Linked DNA regions of Mus musculus: region 1 is linked to region 2. The links are chromatin loops, found by intact Hi-C in ENCODE. Cell type or tissue: gastrocnemius. All regions are shown on one strand. Each heading gives the region's core, and the rest is flanking DNA. Links, peaks and the distances in the headings are about the cores only. Region 1 holds the start of Zfp763 (zinc finger protein 763). Region 2 holds the start of Zfp563 (zinc finger protein 563).

Evidence for each region. Peaks named below come from ENCODE experiments on the same cell type or tissue, not always from the same donor. Only the 100,000 strongest peaks of a DNase experiment are listed, where the experiment ranks them.
Region 1: a loop joins it to region 2, with 2.3 times the contacts of the local background. A loop is called at or near these places in 5 of 42 quality-filtered maps.

Annotation. Positions count from the first base shown.
Region 1 is chr17:33,028,544-33,037,354 of GRCm38, reverse strand. It overlaps Zfp763 (zinc finger protein 763), which reads left to right and starts at 3,974. Exons shown (of 4, transcript NM_028543.3): 1 at 3,974-4,073. The coding sequence starts at 4,053. In gastrocnemius, for the core only: a CTCF peak has its summit at 4,154; DNase peaks (open chromatin) are centred at 3,964 and 4,196; H3K4me3 peaks cover 1,554 bases; H3K27ac peaks cover 884 bases.
Region 2 is chr17:33,084,855-33,093,665 of GRCm38, reverse strand. It overlaps Zfp563 (zinc finger protein 563), which reads right to left and starts at 4,299. Exons shown (of 4, transcript NM_001024950.2): 1 at 4,187-4,299. The coding sequence starts at 4,189. In gastrocnemius, for the core only: no CTCF peak of the experiment used is centred there; DNase peaks (open chromatin) are centred at 1,108 and 4,170; H3K4me3 peaks cover 2,869 bases; H3K27ac peaks cover 3,048 bases.

The sequences.
Region 1 (8,811 bases), core at 240-8,239, 56 kb after region 2:
TTGTCTGTCTTGCTGATTTTCTCAAAGAACCAACTCTTTGTTTCATTGAACCTTTATTGTTCTCTTTGTTTCTATTTTATTGATTTTATGCCTGAGTTGATTATTTCTTGCATTCTACTCTTGATGTGATTAATTCTTTTTGTTCTAGAGATTTCATGTGGATTAAGTTGATAGTATAAGTTCTCTCCAGTTATCATTTAAAAAAAAAATGTGGGCACTTGATGCTATGCTATGAACTTGCCTCTTATAAGTGTTTTCATTATGTCCCATAAGTTTGGGTATGCTGTTCATTCGTTTTCATTGAATTCTACAAAGTCTTTAATTTCTTTCCTTATTTCTGTCTTGACCCATTCTCTTTTAGTAGAGAGTTGTTCAGTTTCCATTAGTTTGTGAGCTTTCTGTTGTTTTGTCGTTGTTGATATCCAGCTTTAATTTGTGGTCTGAAGAAAAGCATGGAGTTATCTCAGTTTTCTTGTATTCGTTGAGACTTGCCTTGTGTCCAAGTATTCAGTTTTGGAGAAAGTTTCATGAGATGCAGAGAAGATGATTTATTCTTCTGTGTTAAGATGAAAATTTCTGTAAATATCTGTTAGGTCCATTTGCTTTATAAGATCTTTTAGTTCCAGTATTTTTCTATTCATTTTTTGCCTGGATAACCTGTCTATTGGAGAGATTGGGTATTTGAAGTCTCTCACTATCAGTGTGTGAGGGACAATATGTGTGTTAAACTGTACTAGAATTTCTTTTACAAACTTTGGTATCCTTGTGTTTGGTACATAGATTTTAAGAATTGAAATGTCATCTTTGTGGATTTTTTTCTTCCAGTAGTATGAAGTATCCTTCTCTATCTCTTTTGATTACTTTAGGTTTGAAGTCTATTTTATTTGAAACTAAAATGGCTCCGCCAGCTTGCTTGTTAGGTTCATTTGCTTGGAAAATCTTTTTCTACCCCTTTACCCTGAGGTGATGTCAATTCTTGATCTTGAGGAGTTGTTCTTATATACAGCAGATGGTGGATCCTGGTTTTGCATCCATTTCGTTAGTCTGTCTCTTTTTATTGGGGGATTGAAACACTTAATATTTAGAGATATCAATGACCCATTGTTGATTCTTGTTATTTTGGTTGTGATAGTGGAGAAGAAGAGACAGAAACAGAGACATACAGACAGAGACTGTGTGTGTTTCCCTTTTTTTGATTTTGCAGGTCTGAGGTTATTTTATTCTCTGTGTTTTCATAGGTAAGTTAATCTTTATAGGTTGGAATTTTTCTTCTATCCAGGTCCTTCAGGTTTTTGGAGTCTCCATTGAGAAGTCAGGTATAATTCTAATATATATACCTTTATATTATAATTGGTCTTTTTCCCTTGCAACTTTTATTTTATTTTATTAGATATTTTCTTCATTTTCATTTCAAATGCTATCCCGAAAGTCCCCTATACCCTCACCACCACCACCCTGCTCCCCAACCCACCCACGCACGCTTCCTGGCCCTGGCATTCCCCTGTACTGGGGCATATAATTTTTGCAAGAACAAGGGCCTCTCCTCCCAATGATGGCCAACTAGTCCATCTTCTGCTACATATGCAGCTAGAGACACGAGCTCTGGGGGTACTGGTTAGTTCATATTGTTGATCCTCCTATAGGGTTGCAGACCCCTTCAGCTCCTTGGGTACTTTCTCTAGCTCCTCCATTGGGGGCCCTGTGTTCCATCCAATAGATGACTGTGAGCATCCACTTCTGTATTTGCCAGGCACTGGCATAGCCTCACACGAGACAGCTATATCAGGGTCCTTGCAACTTTTAATATTCTTTTTGTTGTTGTTCTGTATGTTTAGTGTTTTGATTATTATGTGGTGAGGAGACTTTCTTTTCTGGTCTAGTCTGTTTGGTGTTCTCTATGTTTATGGGCATGTCCTTTATATTAGGAAAATTTTTCTTTGATGGTCTTGTTGAAAATATTTTCTGGGCCTGTGAGGTGGGATCCTTCGTCTTCCTCTATTTTTATTATTCTTAGGTTTGATTTTTTTAATAGCCGTCCTAGATTTTCTGAATGTTTTGTATCAGGACGTTTTTAGATTTAGCATTTTCTTTGTCTAATGTATTCATTTTTTATTGTATCTTTAATACTTGACATCCTCTTGTATTCTGGTAGTGAAGTTTGCCTCTGTAGTGCATGTTTGAATTCATTATTTTTTTTAATTTCTAGAATTCCCTCAGTTTGTGTTTTCTTTACTGCTTTTATGTTCATTTTCAGGTCTTGAACAGTTAAATTTATTTATTTCCACGATTTGTGTGTGTTTTCTTGGCCATCTTTAGAGAATTTATTTATTTTCATCCCAAGAACATCTATCATCTTCATACAGTCAGTTTTATGGTCTTTTCATTGTGCTTCAGCTATGTCGGATTGAATATTCAGGGCCTGCTGTGGTTAGGATAGTTGGACTTTAGTGGAGACATGTTGTAGCCTCACTGTTATTGGTGGTGTTTTTATGATTAAGTGTAGGCATCTGATTTTGGATGAATTACAGATCCAGGTGCTGACTTCTGGATTTCTTTGTTGGATTTCTTTTGTTGGATTTCTTTTGTTGGATTTCTTTTGTTGGATTTCTTTTGTTGGATTTCTTTGTTGGATGGGTATTTCTCTCTTGGTTTCTAGTTCCCCTCCAGATTTTCTGAGTCTGGTGGGGGGAAGGGGACCTCATAAAATTGCAAAGCTTCTGTAAGGCAAAAGACACTGTCAATAAGACAAAAAGGTAACCAACAGAATGGGAAAAGATCTTTACCAATCCTAAATCTGATAGGGGGCTAATGTCCAATATATGTAAAGAGCTCAAGAAGTTGGACTCCAGAAAATCAAATAACTCTATTAAAAATTGAGGTACAGAGCTAAACAAAGAATTCTCACCTGAGGAATACCGAATGGCTGAGAAGCACCTAAATGAAGGTGTTGAAAGAGGTTGCCACCACCACCACCACCACCACAGGAAGCAATAGAAGGCATCCTCTGTGAGTTCCCAGACTTCCTAGTTGTCTCTACCTCAGCACTACAGAAGGGCTGTTTGTCACTGTGATGTTGACGGTTGTGATGTATGTGTATATTTGTAGATGTAGACATCCCTCTGGATTTTGAGCCAAGGAAATTTTTTGTCTGAATTGAAGAGTTACTCTATATATGTCTTGAATTCTATGTTGAATATTACTGCTATGTAACTTCGTGTTTCTGTAATTCAATAATTGTATTCATTGGTTGTTGCTCTAATTTTATTGATTAAAAAAATGGATTGGTTGAGTAGCAGTGCATAGTGGCCCACACCTTTAAATTCCAGCATTCTGGAAGCAAAGGCAGTTGGATTACTGTAAATCCGCGACAAGCCTGGTGTATATGGTGAGTACTTAGACAGCCACAGCTACATAGCAGAGATTCTGCCTCAAAACAACAATAAAAACAAGCAAACAAAATCAATAAATTGAAACATAACGTGTGAGAGAGCTTTACAACACTTTTACCTCATTCCAAAGTCATGAGTTTGCATAGTAGGATCTCCTGGTTCCTGTCTCTGGACAGATCTTTGATTCTGTGGGTCTTCCCATTAAGAACTTGAATCAAAAATGTGCAGGGCAAACTTGGACACTGTAATCAAAGCAGTAGAGGGCCCCAGAGTTCACAAGAACAAAGTGCATAAAGTAGCCTGTTCCCCTTAAAGGCAAAGTTATAAAACAGGTCGGAACCGGCTTAGTCCACTTAAAAAACAAAAGGAAAACAAACAAACAAACAAACAAAAAAACTGGCGTACAAAAGAATCCGCTATTCTAACTGCACTGGGAAAGAGGAATGTTATTAATTAAGGCATTTAAGCTCAAGGCTGTCACTATCTTTCCTCAATCAGGGATGCTGTTACTGCTATTCATGAACTGTCCAATGACGAACCGGTACATTCGGAAGGTCCCGCCCTTGCCGCCATGTTTGAGTCCTGTGTTGTTGAGAAGGTCTGTGGTGGTGTTGGGGCTGGACTATATCTCCTGTATTTAGGCCTATTAGGAAGAACACCTGGATGCATATGAAAGAGGAAATGGTGAGTATGCCTTGGGCTCCTGGAGTCGTAAGTGAAAGCTTTGTGACACTGCAGTCTGTGGCGCTGTTGCCTGCCGTTCCCTTGGTGCTGTGCAGCCTAGTGTGCCTTGGAGCGGGACACTGGAATTGTGCGCAGAGCAGGCGACCGGGCACCGGAGCCCGCTCTGTTCTGTCCTAGGGAAGCTACTTCGTTCCAGGCCCCTATCTTCATGGGGTTAGTCCTCACCTGGAACCTGCGCCTCCGCAGACACTGCAGCACTGCAGGTTGGTGACGCGGAGTCCAGACTGTGGTGTAAGGGGACTTGGGTGGTGTGAGCAGTTGCTCGTATGCCTTATAGGCATATCTCTGCTGCTTTCGATTCTTTTCTCTCATCGCCTTTGTAAATTATATTCTTCACAGTACTGCAGTTGAACACTAGGCCGGGAGAACTTATTAATCTCTCTCTCTCTCTCTCTCTCTCTCTCTCTCTCTCTCTCTCTCTCTCTCTCTCTCTCTGTGTGTGTGTGTGTGTGTGTGTGTGTGTGTGTGTGTGTGTGTGTGTGTGTGTGTGCGCGCGCGCGCTGCCCTTTAAAGATGAGATTAAAGAGTATTTAATTGTGCCGTCTGTGAGTAGGCCAAATTTTTCAATCTTAGAGAAAGTAGAGAAGTACAATGATGGGTTTTTTCCCCCTGACCATTTCTGAAGCCAAAATTCGGGTTTTTAAAAAGCTTTCCTAGACTTCGTTTTTGTGAGCCCTGTAAAGTAGATCAGGTGCTTGCCAATCTACATCGTTTGCTTGTGTGCTGGAGGCCGGTTCTCCAAATAGAAGAAATTGTGACTAAGAGTATTTGATCAGTATTTACCAGATGACATTCTTTTAGGGGTGTGGGGGAGTTGGTATTTTCAGTAGAATATTCATTTGAACAGTATTATTTCTGCCACTTCGTGGACTTGAGTATTCTATTTCTTTACTATTTGAAGTTGTCATCGCTGAAGTCTTTTTACCCTTTTACTGGGCTTTATTTCTAATTCTTTTCCCGTTACCATGAATGGTATTTTGTTTCTGATTTTCCCTTCCACTCTAGTCTTTATTGGAGTAGAGAAATGACATTGCTTACTGTATATTGATTTTATATCCTGCTATGCATAAAAAGTATTAAATAATACAAAGAAAATGACTACTTTTTAAAATTCTCTCTGTATTGTATTCATGCTCAAATTGATGGGAACGTTAGCAGGTACTAGGTAATTTTAGCTAATTATAAGTAAAATAACAATTTTAGCTAATTATAGGTAAAATAATGAGCAGTTACATACTAAAATGAGAAGGACCTTGGAGAGGGTAACATTGTTATGAAACATGGTTATAGTTATACTATTATTTGAAAATAAATTTAAATTACTTGTACAATGAATTTTTTTAAAGTCTTGGGACACAGTATTTAGAAAAGAGCATTTTTGATTTTCTAATAGAATTCAAAGAGAAAATAATACCAAAGTAAAATGAAAGTGTAGGATCTCAAGAGTCGGATGACTCAATTGTCAAGAATGCTTACCACTTTTGCAAGGGAACCTGGATTCTGTTCCCAGAGCCAGGTTGGGCAGCTCACAAACACTTGTAAATCCAACTCCTGACATTCTTCTCTGGCCTCTAGAGCCTGCACACAAATTGTAAACACACAACCATACACAGACACACATATTTTTTATGTGTATAAAAAATAAATTAAAAAAAAGGAAATCAAGCAAAATATAGTTATATAGTTTATTGCAATAAGAGTTACACATTAAAGACATACAAATGTTTGTTAACAATTGTCCATTCGAATGTCAGGTGTGTGTGTGTGTGTGTGAGTGTGTGTGCAAGCAAGTGCGCATGTGCCTGTGCCCATGTGAGGATGCATGCTCAAGCACACCACGTACAAGGGGGTGATTAGAGTAGAAGACCTAACTGTCTTCCTTATATGGGAAAAATAATCACATATAAGAGAAGGAGTTTAGAAATGGTGTTGAGGGGATTAAAAATATGAGCCATTGCTGATCATAGTGAAATCCTGAAATTCCAGCAGTTGCCTCTCAGTTAATGGTGGGGCTTTGGAAGCCACTCCCAAGTCCATTGCTGGAGTTATTTTACTGGCATGATTTCATGCAGTATTTGTGTGGGTAACCACAAGCTATTGTTAACTCGTGTATGCAGCAGCCGTGCCATGCACTGAACACAGCATTTCACGGTACTGCTCATATCCTCCAGTCATTATATTTTCAATTCAGGAGTGGGGTGTTGCTGGGAATAGACCTGACCGTGTTTTTGTTTGGAGGAATGTAGATTTGGGGACTTGGGATTTGCAAAGTCATGGAATGCTTTAAGTGGGACTTAATGGGCCATCCTAGCAGGAATATGGAAGACATTGGGCTGAGGGTGATTCAATCTCTGGAGTTCGTTCTTATGATGTTTTAGTGAAGAGTGTTGCTGCCTTTTATCCTTGCTTAAAGAGTCTGCTGATTTATACTAATTGCATTGACAAAGGAAGTCTCAGAAAAGCTCAGCATAGACTTTGCCCTCTGGTGTACTCTCATGGAGAGTATTTTAATCAAGATTAGCCACCTTAGGAAGGAAAAATACAAAATGTTTGGTTTAAGTAATAAAAGGGACCAGGAAGTACAATTGAGCTAAATCCTGTATTTGAGGAGATAAACAGATTAAGGGAGTGCTTACTTTAGAACAAGATCCTACCTGCTGAGGAAAGCTGCTAATAGGGAGTGGAACCAGCCCCAAATAGTGAATTTTGTTGTTGCTGAATGCCAGATCTGTCAACAACTATCAACAAGGATTAAAGAAGTTAGAGATATGAAGAGTGCTTTGACATTGGACATGGAGTTTGGAGTTTGGCCAGCTGGTATTTTCTTGCTTTGGTCCAGTATTTCCTTGCTATGATGTTTTGCAATAATTATGTATATCCTGTGCCATAATATGTTGGAAGTATACAATCTGTGTTTTGATTTTGATTTTATAGGAGATTACAGTTAAGAGATTACATGAATCTCAAAAGAGACTTTGAATTTTGAACTTTCAACACTGATGTGACTGAGGGCTAAATAACTTTAAAAGTTCCACAGTCTTTGCAAATTCTTACTGTACTGGCTAGTTTTGTGTCAACTTGACACAGCTGGAGTTATCACAGAGAAAGGAGCTTCAGTTGAGGAAAGGCCTCCATGAGATCCAACTGTAAGGCATTTTCTCAATTAGTGATCAAGGGGGAAATGCCCCTTGTGGGTGGGACCATCTCTGGGCTGGCAGTCTTGGGTTCTATAAGAGAGCAGGCTGAGCAAGCCAGGGGAAAGCAAGCCAGTAAAGAACATCCCTCCATGGCCTCTGCATCAGCTCCTGCTTCTGGACCTGCTTGAGTTCCAGTCCTGACTTCCTTGGTGATGAACAGCAATATGGAAGTGTAAGCCGAATAAACCCTTCCCTCCCCAACTTGTTTCTTGGTCATGATGTTTGTGCAGGAATAGAAACCCTGACTAAGACAAATTGGTACCAGCATAGTGGAGTATTCCTGTGACAACCTGACCATGTTTGGGGGAGGGCTGTAGAAGGACTTTGGATCTTTGGGCCAGAATATCCATTTGGTGTCAAGAGCTTTGTGGGATGTTGTGTAGGAACTTGGAAGATAATGTTGAGAACAGTGCAGAAGATGGAGGCCTGGCTTGTGAAATTTCAGAGGGAAGATTACAGACTCTTATCAGGGCCGTTGCTATTTTGATTGGAAGATTCTGTGGTTCTGGTTAGCTGGGGCTGAAGAATCAGCTGTGATTAACAAGATACCAGAACTACTAAAGCAAAACTTTGCATTACTGGGACTATTGATGCTGGTTAGCTGGAGCTAAGAAATTAGCGGTGATTAAGAAGACACCAGAATCATTGAGGTGACATCTTCTGGGAAGTGTTTTCTGAAAGCACAGAGGCTGTGTTCGAGAGCTAGCCAAGGTTGTACCTTGTGCTGTGACTGGACTTGGTAATGTGTAAGAGTTACCCAGGTGGTACTGGTTTTGAAGGCATGAAGGGGTCACGCTGAGGCTCGGCACTGTGAGAGGCCATGGAAGGCCATTGGTGAGGTGCAGCCTCAGTTGCAATTGGTGGCCCAGGACTGAAGGGGTCATGCAAAGGAGTTGGGGTTTGGCACCATGAAGAGAGCCTATGAAAGGCTATTGGTGAAGCCTAGTTACAGTGGAAGACAGCAGCATTTTGGAGATGCCAGTACCATGAGATGACCACAAAGAACAGAAGCAGCAGTGTAGTACAGGCAGCTGGAGCCTAGAAGACAAGGTGTGTGCTACAAAGGGCATGGCTGGAGAAGTGACCCAAGCCCTTGGAGGAGCCCAGAAGATTGTGAGTTGGATCCCAGACATTGGACAGTTGGAGTTTAATTTTTGCTTTTGATTATAACTGTGCCCTGACATTTTTTCCTCTTGAAGGAAGAAAATATTTTAGTGGATCCCACAGTTAATAGAGACTTTTAATTGTAAAAAGACTTTGGATTTTAAAAGATATTGGATATTTTAAAAGGATTGAACTTTTAATATGTAAAGACTGTGGGACTTTTAAAGTTGTTTAGATCTTGGGGATGAATAAGAACTAAGGGTTGAGGCTTGCTAGTGATGTATTTGTGTGTCAAGTTGATAAGGGGTCAATTGTACTGGCTAGTTTTGTGTCAACTTGACACAGCTGGAGTTATCACAGAGAAAGGAGCTTCAATT
Region 2 (8,811 bases), core at 314-8,313:
AGAGGAACTAAGTTTGACTCCCAGCACCCACAAGGCAGCTAGCTCATAGCCATCTGTAACTCCAATCCCAGAAGAAAGAGGATCTTCTGGTCTCTGAGGTCACCAGGTATGCATGCAGTGCACACACATGCGCACAGGGAAACTACCCATACATATAAAATAAAATTATAAAAAAGAAAAAAAAATCCAAATGCCCATTAAGTCCCAAAACTGTATGGCTGAATCGAACAGTGAAAAAATACTAAGCGAACTTCTGAATGGTCTGTTCTTCCTCCAATATGCTGCTCCTTTCACACCTGCCGTCTCTGACCCGCTCGCAGTAAAATCAGCACACAATCTTTCCGTTATAGTCACCCAAAGATCAGGATGCCTTCAGGCCAAAGTCCCCTCCCTTTTGTTTTCTTTCTCTACACTAGTTACTTGGGGTGGAATATATAAGTGTTAGGCCCTTTTCTGCCTAATTCCTGGACTGCATGAAGGCCTTAAGAGTTGGGGCTTATCGCTATTGCAATGCTTTTCGCATTCAAGTCTTCCTCCAATTAGTATGCAATCTTAAAATCATCATGAATGAATGACCTGTCAAAGGACAGTAACAAAGACGTCAGAGCGAAGCACACTTGTCCTCCTCACACAGCTCAGTTACATATGGATTCTTTCTAATGAGTTGGGCAGTGTGAGGAGGCGCCTGGATACATTAAGATTTCTTTTCCACTCTATACATCACTAGACTGCAGCCGTAAGCTGCAGACGAGCCTCCTCAATAATTTGAAAGGTTCCCAGGAAAACAACTGCCGCAGAAAGCAGAGACGCAAACCTAACCCCACAGCAGCTCCAGTCCACAGTCCTACATTAAAGGCGAAAGCCCCACAGGATCACCACAACGTGAGGGGACCTGGCATAGCGAGGGCGGAGCTGCCGACAGGAAACCGGGTGAAAGAGCGATGGAGTCCCACAGCCCAGGGAGCAGAAGGATTCTCTCAAGCCCCACCAGCACCCGGGGGAGGGGGCGGTGTCAGCCTCAGATGTTGACTTACGGGAGGTCCGCCCACTTCACACACCCGACTCAAGCTCACCATGTCTGTGTCCGGAGCCTCCTGCAGCCTCACCCCCGCTCCTGAGGTCGAAGGTCTTCTGGCCACGGTGCCTGAGCCCCCAAGACTTTCTCAGCTGACAGGATCGCTGCACTAGTATGGCGCGCCAGTAAGAAAGATGGCGGGCAAAGAACTTCCGCCCCGCCCATCCATGTTCCTGAACTGATAGTTCCCACATCTTATACCTGCTTCCAAGGCTTCTAGCTAGCCTGGGGCCTGTTTCTTCTTGACCACAAGAACTAAATGGCTGGACTCTATTGCTGAAAACAACACACCCTTTGATTGCAGGAAACAGAAAAATCAAGCCAGAACCTTGCAGCAGAGATGAAAGTGTCCTAGCCAGCTGTGAACCCTGTAATCCGCAATATCAATCAGCCGGTTGGTATAAAAGTGGCATGGAAGTTATGGTGGTGACGAACAATTATCTGATTGTATTTGAGGCCCTCCCTCCAGAAGGGAACTCCAAAGCCCTTGGGTGGAAAGGTCATAGGCCCTAACCTATCGTTGTTTTGCTCTATGGACCCGATGTCAAGCTGTCTTATAAATATTAATGTTTATACTGATAGATTAGTGCTGCTGTCAAGAAGATTAGTGCTGGCCAAAGAGGTTTCTCTGTGCAGTGGGTGATGTTTAATACAGAAATTCATAAACAGTCCAAGTCCTGAATATAAGTAACTCTTGAATACTTGCCCCTGTCACCCAATCCAAGGCATGGAGAACATCATAAAAGAAGAAAAGAGAAAATACAAACATTGGAGGATGGGAAGCAATGTTGTGAGTGCTGTGTTCTGGACATGATACAGCTGTTGAGCTTGTGAACTCCAAGCAGCTATAGTTGCCTGCACAATGGGGCCTCCCCAACATCCCGTTGTCAGGCCCCACTGTTCCTGAGGAACTATTTAGAGGTCAATGGCTTGCTGGAGAAGAGTCAGTGTTTTCAGAAGTGTAGCCACTGATAAACTGGCCATGCTTCAGTAAATAACTCTCAGCCACGTTCACTAAGGTAACCATGATTAGCATCCTAAGGTCACAAATGAACAAAGCAGTGACGGCAGGAGGGGAGCTGAGGTGAGAGCAGGTTCTGCAGAAGGGGGTGGGGTAACCAAGTACAACAGCAGGTGGGAAAGATCAAAATACATGTCCACAAGTGTGTATAAAAAGGAAGAAAAGAAGCGCAGAACTCATCAGTATCTGAAGGAGGTATGTTTCAAGACCTGTAGTGGAAGACTAAAATAGTGGCAAGTAGTTAGCCTAACCACTATGGTTTTCCCTATACAGACATGTGAGAAATGTTAATTTGCTAACTAGACACAAGAAGGTATTTACAACAACATATAATGGTGAACTCGAACTATAATCGCAATATATAATGAGTCAGTTTCTGTCTCAATGCCATGGTGCACCACACTCACCTTTCTTCGTGGGCTGATGTGAAGTCACATAGCTGCTATATGATGAGATTATATGAGGTGAATGATGCACTAGCAGAGCTGCATATGTCATGATGTTACTCAGATCTACCCACAATTTAAAGTTACAAATATTTACGTCTAGAAGACTTCATTTAATGTTTTCAAACACCTGTTAAACTGAAACTCCAGAATCTATACCGAAAGTAAGTAGTTTGACCAGAAGATACTAGCCATGCTCAAAGCTCACAAAACTTGGGTAGAGTTGTCTAAAACCCTCTGGGAGATGAAGCAAATACTTTAGTTGTCATGTATTGAGCAACTGTCCTTGTGACTGCCACAGAGCTATCCTGTATGCAGGTGACTCTTTATCTGTGAGGTCTTAAGGGTAACCCTTCTTCCATGGACTTTACTGTTAAAGACTGCAGCAGCCTCACTCCCTCAATTTCCCTGGGCTTTTTCTGCTTTGTGGGGTCTGTGATACCTCTGCTCCTACCATACAATTTTGCCTTGGCTTTAGGAGTGCTGGAGAGATTTCTTGGAATATACAGGGGGGAAAAATCTACTCTTCTTTCTATTCTGTGGACCTGGAGTATTAGAACCGTATACTGAGATTTCTTTCTGTCGTCTCATCAGTAGGCAGAAGGGAAACACTGACTCATTTAAGCACAACAGGGTGAAAAGAGATTTACTGTGGCCTTAGTCAGCCTCAAGGTTATTTAGTACCCTGATCTGCCTCCCCTACATTAAATTCTTCTGTATCAAGGGCACGGCATGTTGATGTATTCCTATAACCTTATCACTTAGGAGGCTGAGGAAGGACTGTTACTTTGTGTCCAGCCTGGGCTACATAATGAGATTTTTTGTCTTAAAATAAAACAAACAAAAATATATCACCATAAACAACATGAACAAAATAACCCATGCTTTTGCAAATACAGGAAGGAAAGCTTTGAAGCTCTGCAAACTGCCTTTCAGGTCATTTTCCCACATCTTTCGTGGATATCACCAGGCTTCCTTCTAGCCCATTCTACAGGTAAGGTGGCTTAGTCATCACTTGCTATTCTCCTCAAAGCATACTTTATTATATTTTAGAATGGTTGGGCAGAGTTCTTTTCTGCAGCGATAGACGATAGACTGTAACCTGGACTTGTGAAGTAAATAAACCATATTTTCAAGTTACTTTTTTTTTTTCCTCTTTGAGACAGGGTCTATGTCCTAACTGGCCTTCAATTCGTCATCATGTCGTATGGGCTGGTGTAGTGGTCATGTGTTAACATGCCCATCTACCTGTACTTTACAGGAGGCGTCTCGCTGAGGAGACAGAAGTACAGGATTCTGCAAGAGATGGGGCTGCCCGCCGGGGTCCTGCCACCTAGAGTGCAGAGAAACCCTGAGTCCCGCAGCACCCAAAGCAATGTAGGACTGAGGATGTAGGACTGAGGCATCTACCCGGGGAACACCCGGCGCCCCTTACATTGCCCCGACGTTCGCCTCGTCTGCTCCCGGGCCCTCTTGTAGTTTCAAGAAGGCTCCAGAGGTCAGCTGTCCCGGAGCCAAAGAGGCTTAACCGTACCCGCTGCCCTCTCAGCTGACCAGACCGTGCCAGGAAGAAAGATGGCGGGTGAGGCATATCCGCTTTCTGCCGGCGTTCCTGATTGGACAGCTGGCCGTAAGGACACTTACCATAGCTGAGCCCAAGGCTTGCTGGGGCCTTAGGAATGATCCTGGTGTTGGCAGCCACACAACACGGACCCTGAACGGATACCTGTGACTCCCTCAGCTGGCAGAACTCTATCACCACAATAGTCTGGCAAGTAAGAGAAGGCCGGTGAGGAACGTCCGCTTCACCAATCGGCGCTTCTGATTGGATAGCTCGTGCTGTGCTCCGTGGTACTAATTGGATAAGCGATCAGACACCCCCCCCCCAACCCCCCCACCCCCCCCCCCCCCACACACACACACATTAGAGCTTGGTGGTAAACTCTTAATTTAATAAGTGGGGCACACATGCCATATTGCAGCCAAAGCTCTCATGGCCCGGGCAGAAATCCACTCTTTTTTCTTTTTTTTTTTCTTTTTTTTTTTTGTTTTTTGTTTTGTTTTGTTTTTCGAGACAGGGTTTCTCTGTATAGCCCTGGCTGTCCTGGAACTCACTTTGTAGACCAGACTGGCCTCGAACTCAGAAATCTGCCTGCCTCTGTCTACCAAGTGCTAGGATTAAAGGTGTGCACCACCACGCCCCGCATCCGCTCATCTTGATAACTGCATTTAAAAAGAATTTAGACTTGGTTTTTCCAAAGAAGAGCTTTCCCACTTCCCCCTGGAAACTAAGTCTGGAGTCTGCTTATTTAAAGTCAGATTTAGTTAGTGTACCATGGACAGAACCTTAGAGAAAGGGTACCTAGGCCTGCCACAGAGATAAAGGGATACCCAGCCAGGGCAGGTCCACTGGTCTAATGTCACCCATGAGAAACTTGAGATGATGTAGTCTGCATGATAGCAAAAGCTTTCCCCTTCCTTTTCACTCAGTCCATACATTTTTCAGCCAAGAAAAGAGAAATATACCAAGAGAATATACCAAGAGAAAACAGTTATGAATATGAAAAGTGCGGTTACATAGTAGCAGTCATAAGGTTCTCTAGGGACACAGGAATCAGTTCGTTTGCTCTGCCAATTAAAGCATTTTTATTCAAATTTTAAAGAAAAAATCCCAGGGAAGCAAAGTTGTAAGTCACTGCATCTGCTGGGATAGGGACCATTGCCTGGGAACAGGCACTGCAAGTTCAGCAACATGGAATAGATATATTTACCCCAAAAGATGGGCCTATCAGTTTTCCTGTCTTTGTTCAAACTGAACATCCCTAAGTTAGAAAGACTCTTCAAAGTTTCCGGATCTCTGCCTTTCTGTGTCCCCACCCCCCACCCCACCCCCACCTTCTTGTACATTTGTTTCTTTACTACTAGGAAGAGCTGTTCTTTAGTTGATTCTGCCTGCAGGGTCTGAGATTTCCCCTGTTGCTACCTGTTGCGCTGAGATTTTTTTTTTTTTTTTTTTTTACTCTTAATTCTTTAAGTGGCAGAGAAAACAAACCCTATCAAGATGGTAACAAACACGTATTTAGTAGGTTATGACCACTATCTGAAATTTTTTTAAAAAAAGTTATATCTGTCTCAGTTCATGGGTCAGAAAGGTGAGCTGACCCATCTGAACCTCAGAGAGGCTGATATGGTCTACACTAGGGAGTAGGAATTCGGTTAGGAAAAACAGCATCTTGTTAAAGGGATAATTTTCTGCATACGTCTTTAGCACAACTTAAGGTGAGCCCACCTTCCTAGGAATGTTCCTAACTTTCAGAGGTATGGTCCCCTGGTCAGGTTATTGACAGGCCCAAGTGAATTAACTTTTATATTTTAGATAGCTTGGAATGTTAGGCCAGAGATTTTATTTCATTGACCAGAGGAACTAGGTTTTTTTTTTTTTTTCCTAGTAGTCCTTTATTGCTGCTGTCCAGTTCTAAACAGTAGCCCTAATATTATTTAGGAAATGGGCTGAAATTGGATGTGTTGAGCATTTAGATCTGTAAAGTCCAAAGCTGTTCACCACAAGAGGTTAATGACATCCGGGTGGGAGTTTTCATTTTCACCCTTACATATACTCTTCAAAGTAGGGGGCTCACTTAGGGGAAGGTAAGAAACCAGATTCCCTTCCAGCATTCCTGACTCAAGACCTAAGGACATCACTGATGCTTTGGAACTAGGAGTTGGATAGCTCCTTGGCTGGCAGACAGACAAGGGAACGAGGCTTTAGATAAATTAATAGATTTTTCACTTAAACATTTAAGGTGAATAAATTCCTGACTGGTCTCCCTCTCCAAGACAAAGACTTTAGTGGACTTTTCTCCACCATCTGTGACCAGAACCTCTCCAGCATCCGGAACCTGAGAGGGTGAGGAGAGTTGAATGCCAAGATTAGCATCTTTGTTTCCTTTCCTCTCTTATTATGTATCCTTGGCTGTCCTGGGAGTTCCTTTGTGGAACAGCTTGCCTCAAACTCAGAGAACCACCTGCCTCTGCTTCCTAAATCCTGGGAATAGATATGCACCACCTTGCCCACCTGTTTGTTTTATCCACTGTGACAATGGTCCAGGATTTGTCTGTTTGATACTACCATTAAAAGTACAACTGGGTAGGTAGTGGTATTCTTTGGGCCTCATGCTCAAGGGAATGTCTTGTCTACATCAAATAGACAGAAGAATTTGATAGCAGTAAGGGCATAGAAGAAGTAAAGAACAGCAGAAAAGTAGAGAGCCAGGTTCACTAGTGGCTCTGAGGGAACCACAGTGGGAAAGAACCTATTATCCCACCCAGACTCACATCATTACCCAGAGATGGGTTCAGGTATTTAGCTTTCAGAGAACATTTGGTTTATCTTCCCTTTCCATATTGCTGTGTTGCTGCTTGCATCTCACAGAGATGGGTTCTAAACTTCAAAACCCTTTCCACGCTGGGGTTTTGTCCTGATGATCAAATTGTAAAACTGGACACAAGCAGTGTTTGAAAATGGCAGGAAAGTGCAATGACATCAAGCCTCCTTTATTCCTGGAACTGGAGTGGGTTCCTGAGGGTGTTCCAGGCAGGTCACAGAGGAGAACTTAGGGAAAAGCTGCCACAGTGCCGGCTGGTATCAGAGCCCTGTCTAAATCGACCATTCTCTCCCTGTAGTCCCAGCAGAGCTAGTAGGTGAAAAAGAGAGGGGGGGGTGTGGAGGTTGGTAAAAAAAATTAGAGCAGAGTGCAAAAGGTGGGATACAGCATTGGGTCCCCTGAGTAACCATGTAAGCATTTTTTTTTTTTTTTGGTTTATCGAGTCAGGGTTTCTCTGTATAGCCCTGGCTGTCCTGGAACTCACTTTGTAGACCAGCCTGGCCTCGAACTCAGAAATCTGCCTGCCTCTGCCTCCCGAGTGCTGGGACTAAAGGCGTGTGCCACCACGCCCGCCGCATAGTTGTTTTTACTAGGACCATCACAGCCAGTCCTAATGGACACCATCGTCTCTGGCCATGTGGCATGTATAAGTCAATGTGTCCTTGAAGCATGAGTCTAAGAGGGGAGGAATCTTGGCCCTGCACATTTCCCAGGTTTGACTGGGATTGTCAATCTGTTCAGTCCTCCCAGTTTAAAGTTACAAACTCTCTAGGGCAGCTATGTCAATCTAAGGTGTGGTGGGCCTAACGGTTTGTGGCCAATTCACATGCTTGTTTGCCTTGACTAGATATCCTGTTGTACAGGAGAGAGTTTTCAGTCCTCTTCGCTGCCAAACACCATAAACCCCTGGACACAAGAGGATGACTTAAAGGCTCTTGTGGAAACTTGATAACTATTTTCAAGTGTTCAAGAAAGGAAGGAATACATGCTATAATGGATGCTGTTACTAAGGAAGAAATCTGAAGGCATTCTTATTTGACCTAGCTGGTTGTTATGTTTGCAATTCTGATTTTATAGAGTGTACTCACAGTAATTTCTAGGTTCTTGTCTCCAAGCAATGATTTGGACTGAGACCCCTGGATAATACAGAAGACAGTTTATTCAAGTAGAAATGCAAATGAAGTTGGAAATGTGCCAGTGAGACCTAGGTCCAAGTTCCAAGAGATTGAGTTGGAGACAATCCTTTTATGAATCTCCTACATATGCATTTGGTACACAGGCAGTTTTATTGCATATAGCTAGCAGCCAGAAAGATTACCAGATTCTTGTCTTAATCTTAAAAACTAGATTTGTGTGTTTTTGCCTGCATGTATGCAAATATACCACATATGTGCCTAGCGCTCAAGTGGGTGCTGGACCTGAACTTCAATCCTCTGCAAGAACAGTGCTCTTAGCCACTGAATCTTCTCTCCAGCTCTCTCATGATAATCTTGATGCTTCTGAAATCTCTCCCTACACCCTATCCTTTTACTTCAAATAAGTCACTATAACTGATGCTGTCTCTTCCTAGACTCCTATTTTCCTGGTTAGACCTACAGAGGAAATTCAAAAAATAGTACAACCATACTGAGAAGTGTATTAATACTCTTAACTGGGACAAGGCTGATCATGGATTTCTAGCAATCTTTGTTGGGAGTTTTTCTTGTTAAAATGCTGTGGAACAAATACATTAGACAGGAAATATCTTCTATTTTCTTAATCTGGGGAAGTAATATGTAGTATACTGTGCTGTTGCTGGATGCTACTAGCTAACATCATGAGAAAGTATACTGAGATTCTACCTCACAGCAGTCAGAATGGCTAAGATCAAAAACCCAGGTGACA